2 separate regions of the Homo sapiens genome follow, and region 2 is linked to region 1. Evidence: chromatin contacts called from ENCODE Hi-C or POLR2A ChIA-PET data. All regions are on one chromosome and are shown on one strand. Each heading gives the region's core, a stretch centred on a gene start or an enhancer-like site at or near the end of the contact. The rest is flanking DNA. Distances are from core to core; before and after follow the strand shown.

Region 1 (3,632 bases), core at 1,114-3,613:
CTCTATGGAGGGTCCAGCTAGCACTTGCAGTTAGATCTGCCAGCCTGGAAGTGGTTCACGTGGTTACTGCTCAGGACTCACTACCCAGAACAAGGAGGAGAGGAGATACACGAAAAGTGTGAGCTCTGCAGATTGTTTTAGGTGTGTGTGTGTACGTGTGTGGTATGGGAAAGGAGGAGTGAATGGGCCAGTGAATGGGAGGAATCCCCTTTGCCCGCTGCTGCGGGGCTGTTGTTCTAGGGCCAAGTACCAAGTGTGAAGATACACAGAGGGATAATGGCAGAATGGCTCACGGCCAATCAGCTGGTGGCGGACAGTGCAGAGGCACTACCTCTGGGATGCACCGGGTAGTATGACATGGAGAGAGTTCTTCAGTCTTTTGGGCAAGACACTTCATCTTTGTGAGCCTCTACCTCCTCTTCTATGAAATGAGATTAAGATGAACACCTGCTTCAATGGTGTTGTCAGGAGTAAGGGGAGAACACAAAGAGTGCAGCGTACATGTGCCCAGTAGATGTTTATGATGAGGCCAGGGGACAAGGGTCTGGAGGGAGCTTCCTAAGTGACAGATTATTTCTTTCCACTAAGACTAGGAGGTGGGAGTGAGGATGGGGTGGGCTGGGGAATACTCCACCTGGCCCGTTCTCAGGTGCCTGGGGGTGTGGGCGGGGGCACGCCTTTCCCCTGGTTCTCCGGCTTGTGGGACTTAATCACACCTCAGTTACTGGCAGAGCTGTCCGGGTGGCACTGAGTCACATCCTCCCCTCTAGGGGAGCTGGGTCTCTGAACTCTCACTGAACATCTTTACTGTTTTGACCCACACAATAAATCCCAAGAAAAACAACATGGCCCCCAGAGTGGCCTCGTTGCTTCTGTTATGCCCTCCATGACCATGGGGTGTGGACATGAGCTTCCCAGCCCTGGGGTTGGAATCAGCTACCCCCTCTCCCCCACAAACACCGGAATTGTGCGTAACTGTACCCATACCATGCAAGAAAAATGTAGTCGTCTCAGCCTGAGGGTTATGATCATGGGCTTGTAGGAAACCTCTGTTCATATCCTGAGTCTTTTGCTCCTGGCTGCAGGATTTTGAGCAAGTCACTTCACCTCTCTAAGCCTCCATTTCCTCATCTGTCAAATGGTCATAGTAATGATGGCACTAGCCTGTTAGGATTACTGTGAAAGTGAATTCAGACAATGCATAGTAAAAGTGCAAGGCTGGAACGTAATATAGGTTAGCAATTGTGACCACCTTTCCCCACAGTAGCCACATTTCTGTAGTCGAACTAGGACAACAGGTTTTGCAACAACAGACATAGAGTTGTTTAAAAATTAAGGAAGAAACAATGGCATTTCTCAGCTAAATGAAAAGAACTGGAAGAATGAATTAGCCAAACTGTAGGCTGAAAGAAATCAAACTACCCAAGAAACATTGCAACAGGAAGCCCACCAACTCCATATATCAGTTTCAAAAGAGGACCCCAATCCTGAGAAAGAAATTCTCACTGTGCTGCCGGCCACCTGGGGCAGCCAACATCATGCACACAAGCCGCATTGTCAGATGCTTGTCTGCAATTCTTCCCTGTGACTTACCAGTGGTATAGCCCTGGGCAAGCCATTTCACTCTTTTGCACCTCTCTTTCTCTGCCTGATAAATGGGAGTAATGATCAGGATCTCTTAGGAGTGTGAGAATTAAGAGATAAAAGCTCCTCAGCTGTGGCTTGCTCATAGTAGGTGTTTTGATATTTGCTAGTTTCCAATCTTTCTACCTTTTCTTGGCCAAATCTTTATGGAAAGCAGCTTTAATGTCTTGTAACCCTGGGACCTGTCTCTATGTTGGTCATTTGGTCTCAATGCTTATTGAACTGTTTACCACCCAAGATGTCTTGGTGTTTGCCTTAGAGAACTGAAATCAGAGTCCAACGTGGAATGGAAGCTGGATGTGATGTAGGGGCTGTTTAGCAAAGGAGTGACTTCCAGCAGTGGCTATGTGCTTCTCGGGCTTGGGTCTGGGCACCCGAGTGAGTTACACCTTCCTCCTCTCACTCACTGCCCCTAATGGCTCATACATGGTTGCAAATCCAGCCTGTAGGTTTACAGGTGTCACCATGGCCGTGAAGCCCTTCTCAGTCAGGAACAAGATTTTACACCTCTTTCTTTCTCTCTGGCGAATGGAGGTATGGGTGGGTGTGGACAGAGGCTTGAACCACAGCTCCCATCCCAAATGAGCCAACACCCCTGTCTTGTCACCAGGCTTTAAAAAAAAATCTAAGTTGTGATTAATGGCATCTTGAGGTTCCCCTTGCAGAAATAAGGTCATGGTGAAGAATATGGCTGATCTGAAACTCCGGTGAACTTCAAGGGCAGGAGCAGAATGATAATTATTCTGGTTTTGGCTCATCTTCCTTCTCTGTGGCCTGTGACTTCAAGGTCGGGGGCTGTCCCTGCCTCTCAGACTTCCTTTCATGCAAATCGCCCTGAGTGAGGGGTGAGGGGTAGCAACACCAGAAAAGGAAGCAAAGGAATGTAATGAACTCCAACCTCCACGGACCTACTTTCTATTTTATAGGCAAGCCTCTAAGGGAGAGGTTTGGCCTTAGCTCCATCGTCACCCAAGCAAGGTCTTGCATATTTCCATAAAATCCCAAACCTAGAAGCAAGCTATGGAGACGAACCTGGTCCATTCATCTCTCAAGAAATGAATGCATTGGTTTCATTCCAGAAAGATCACAGCTCTGAAGGGCTTATGGGTTTTTTTGCAATCCTGTTTTTTTCATCCTGCATGCTTACGGGAATTCAAGTCTCCTAGCTACCTCTTCTCGGGGTGGGTGGAAGGAGGTGAAGGGCCTAGAAGATCAGGGAATAGGCAGCTTTGGGACAGAAGAGACAAAGGAAGCCCCTGAAAAGCAGATCCCTTCTGCATCTAGCTCCCACAGAAGGTACCCCTTTAAAAAAGCATCCTAGTGTATGAGTTCTATTGTGTGCTGGCCTGAGGGCTGCAGGGGGCTTTTTCTTTGCTGGCTTGAGACAGTGGGTGGCTGTGTGTGATATATTTCTTGAGAACCCAAAGTAGTAGCAAGGCTTGCAGTCAAGGAGATGTGGCCAAGGGCAGAGGAGCATGTGTGGAGTGGAGGAAGGAGAACAGATGAAAAGCTAGGAATCCTGCCTCCTTGAGGCACTCAACCCAGTCTTTGAACCATAGATTCCCCATCTGAAAGCAAGGAGCTGGAATCCATCATCTCTCTGCTCCTCTGATTTATAGGCAGGATACCAAGGGAAAGATTTAGTCTTAGCCCCATCATTGCTTAGGTAGGGCTGGCTTGTTTCCAGTGATAATCCCAAATCTAGATGCAGTGACTTTCTGGCACAACCATCTCTCAGGAAGTAAATACACTGGTGACAGTAGGAAGGAGGAGGGTGGAGAAAGCTCCCACTGGCCCTGATTTGTGTGGGCTGAAGTCCAGGCTTGGAAGGCGATCTCTTCCTGGTGTAATTCACTGAGTGCGTCTAAGCAGTGTGGCTTGGGAGGTCACCATGCACTGACCACAACCCTATACACAGACACAGACAGAGACACTCATACACACTCTGTCCCTCTAATTTGTGAGTACAAAGACATGGCCAGAGTTTT
Region 2 (3,242 bases), core at 362-2,861, 1.4 Mb after region 1:
ACATCTGTGATGTGAATATGTGCATGTGTATGTACATGCATACATGTGTGTGTGTTTTAATCTAAGGCCCTAAGGAAAATCACCAGGACCAGAGGTTCCACCTCCCTGGAATGCCAAGTCAGCATCTCTGATACTACTGAAGATGCCTCAAAGGCAGGCCCAGGGGTGTTGGCCAGAACAATGCCCTTGGCATCTGGGAAAGGTCTGTTGGCTTCAACCTGAATCCCTGAAGTACCTTTCTTCATTTACAAAACTGGTCACAGACCCCCAACAGCTTCAGCATCCCCAGACCCGGCACCACACCCTAATTCCTTCTCTCAGTGCTGTGTCTTACCCTTGCTGAGCCTCAGCTTCCCCATCTATAAACAAGGTTGATCCCAGGTAACCTTGTTATGTTGCTATGTTGTTAAACTGCTCCATCAGAGAACCACTGAGGAAATTAAATCACATTTAGTAGATCAAATACAAAGAGCTAGGCGTTACCTGCAGTAAGACCTCAAGAAATGTTAGCTACTATTGCTACCATCACCACCACCACCACCGCTGCCACCATTATCATCATCATTCATGAAGACTGGCTGCTTTGTGTGAGGAGTCAGGGTGGAGGAAGGCCCTGGGATCCACCTCAATGGGGAGAGTGGCTTTTCACCGACATTAGGAGGTGAAGTTTTATTATTGTTTTGGAACCCTCAACAGGGAGAGCGGCTTTTCACCGACATTAGGAGGTGAAGTTTTATTATTGTTTTGGAACCCTCAATAAGGAGAGCGGCTTTTCACCGACATTAGGAGGTGAAGTTTTATTATTGTTTTGGAGCCCTCTACAGACACTGTACCCGCTTACTGCTTGCTCCTGGGGAGGATCGCTTCCACTCCCCCACTATACCCTTTTTGGAAGTCCCCTGATGGATAGCCATGAGCAAACAGTGCCTAAGACTTTCCTAAGGACATTGAGGGAGGAAAACGACAGCTGAGCAGGTAGGAAAAGCAATTAGTTGGTTTCTAAACCTTGACAGTGGTCAAGACTCCATCATCCTCTTCTGGGCACCAAAATCAAATCCAGAATTCAGGAGCCAAGCGGGGAGAATCGATTCTCCCCTTGGATCTGCCATAGGTCAAGTTGCTCCTGGTTAAAGAGTCGGATTTCCCATCACAGCCTGGCACTTTCCATGTGCATAGGGCGGTGGCCAAGTTGGACAGGGTCTTAACACCACCACATCAAAGGGTTTTAAGTTAGTTCATTAGCACACCTTCCTTACTTGCCACCCTGTGAAAGACAAAAGATTAAAAAACCCTCAAGTTTTTGTTGTTACTGACTTGGAAAAATCATCTGCTTTTAAAAATTGAAAAGGTTAGTGAAAGTGTGTTGGCCTGGGGGTGGGTACTTGAAGTGGGTCAGGAAGAACAGCTGGGCTCAGGGAAGTGGATACATGGATACCTGTGCTGACAAGAGGCTGCCCCGGGAACACCCTTCCTGACCTCTCAGTGGTTCACCAGATAGTGTGGGGCCACTGCCGATGACAGTCAGAGCCTTCCTGAACCAGTTTCCCTGGGCCTCTTCTGGGACAAGCTCCTCACCCAGAGAAGCAGTGGTGATTCTAAAGGCAATGAACTGGGGTCAAGTTCAGGGCAAGGAATGAGATGTTTCTGAAACAGTCGTAGTTTTGAGGAAGTATCAAGGGAACTATAATAAGCCCAGAAGGTTATTCAGGACTTTCACTACTGCATTCTGAAGTGAGATTGACTTGTAATTTGCATTTCTCCTCCTCTCTTTGTCTGGTTTGGAAATCCAGGTCATACTGACCTCGTCACAGGAGTTGGGAGTATTTTCCCATTTTCCTGTTCTCCATAATCATTTGGATAAGGGAGGGGTTATCTGCTCTAGAATGTGTGGTCAGATGATCTATTCTAGAACGTTTAGATTTGCCTGCAAAACCCTCTGGGCCTTGTGTTCCTCCTTTCTTACTTCTTCTGAGGACTTTTTAACAACCAATTCAATGTATTTTTTTTTTTTTTTTTTTTTTTTTGAGACAGAGTCTCGCTCTGTCGCCCAGGCTGGAGTGCAGTGGCACAATCACAGCTCACTGCAGCCTCCACCTCCTGGGCTCAAGTGATCCTCCCACCTCAGCTCCCTGGAAAGCTGGGACTACAGGCATGTGCCACCACACCTGGCTAATTTTTGTATTTTTTTGGAGAGACAGGGTTTCGCCATGTTGCCCAGGCTGGTCTTGAACTCCTGGGCTCAAGCTATCCACTGCCTCAGCCTCCCAAAGTGCTGGGATTACAGGCATGAGCCACCACTCCTGGCCCAATTTCTTTAATAGTTATTTCTCTCTTCAGGCTTTCTAGCCCTCCTTTAGGCTGTTTTGTTGAGTTGTATTTCTCTATGGAAGTGATGATGTTATCTAGGTTTTCAGATTGAGTGGCATGGAGTTAGTCACAGCGTTTCAGGCTCAGAAGCACCATACCCATCTATCAATAAACAAGGAGGTGTCGGCCAGGCGCAGTGGCGCACGCCTGGAATCCCAGCACTTTGGGAGGCTGAGGCGGGCGGACCACGAGGTCAGGAGATGAGACCATGCTGCCCAACACGGTGAAACCCCGTCTCTAATAAAAATACAAAAAAAATCAGCTGGGCATGGTGGCAGGCGCCTGTAGTCCCAGCTACTCGGGAGGCTGAGGCAGGAGAATGGCGTGAACTCAGGAGGCGGAGCTTGCAGTGAGCCAAGATTGCACCACTGCACTCCAGCCTGGGCGACAGAGCGAGACTCCATCTCAAAAAAATAAAAATAAAAATAAAAATAAATAAATAAATAACCAAAAAAGAGCCCACATTGCCAAGTCAATCCTAAGCCAAAAGAACAAAGCTGGAGGCATCACGCTACCTGACTTCAAACTATACTACAAGGCTACAGTAACCAAAACAGCATGGTACTGGTACCAAAACAGAGATATAGATCAATGGAACAGAACAGAGCCCTCAGAAATAACGTTGCATATCTACAACTATCTGATCTTTGACAAACCTGAGAAAAACAAGAAATGGGGAAAGGATTCCCTATTTAATAAATGGTGCTGGGAAAACTGGCTAGCCATATGTAGAAAGCTGAAACTGGATCCCTTCCTTACACCTTATACAAAAATCAATTCAAGATGGATTAAAGACTTAAACGCTAGACCTAAAACCATAAAAACCCTAGAAGAAAACCTAGGCATTACTATTCAGGACATAGGCACGGGCAAGG

What was found. A loop is a pair of places that touch in the nucleus more often than their neighbours do. ChIA-PET counts read pairs that join two places held with the same protein, here RNA polymerase II (POLR2A). Pooled maps may share reads with other maps.
Region 2: a pooled map shows a loop between it and region 1 (5-fold over the local background). The contact joins two enhancer-like sites. A Hi-C loop is called at or near these places in 1 of 37 single-sample maps with no recorded cell type and 1 of 50 pooled maps. POLR2A ChIA-PET finds 5 or more read pairs at or near these places in 1 of 52 experiments (activated CD8-positive, alpha-beta memory T cell).

Annotation. Positions count from the first base shown.
Region 1 is chr16:79,267,273-79,270,904 of GRCh38, forward strand. It overlaps a transcript of MAF not described here. Among named protein-coding and RNA genes, the nearest start is that of MAF, 330 kb to the right of the region's middle. Within about 2 kb of position 2,364, at least 3 of the 41 ENCODE cell types and tissues checked have a DNase peak (open chromatin) inside an H3K27ac peak, as active enhancers do.
Region 2 is chr16:80,674,965-80,678,206 of GRCh38, forward strand. All of the region lies in intron 2 of CDYL2 (chromodomain Y like 2), which reads right to left. Among named protein-coding and RNA genes, the nearest start is that of LINC01227, 100 kb to the left of the region's middle. Within about 2 kb of position 1,612, at least 3 of the 41 ENCODE cell types and tissues checked have a DNase peak (open chromatin) inside an H3K27ac peak, as active enhancers do.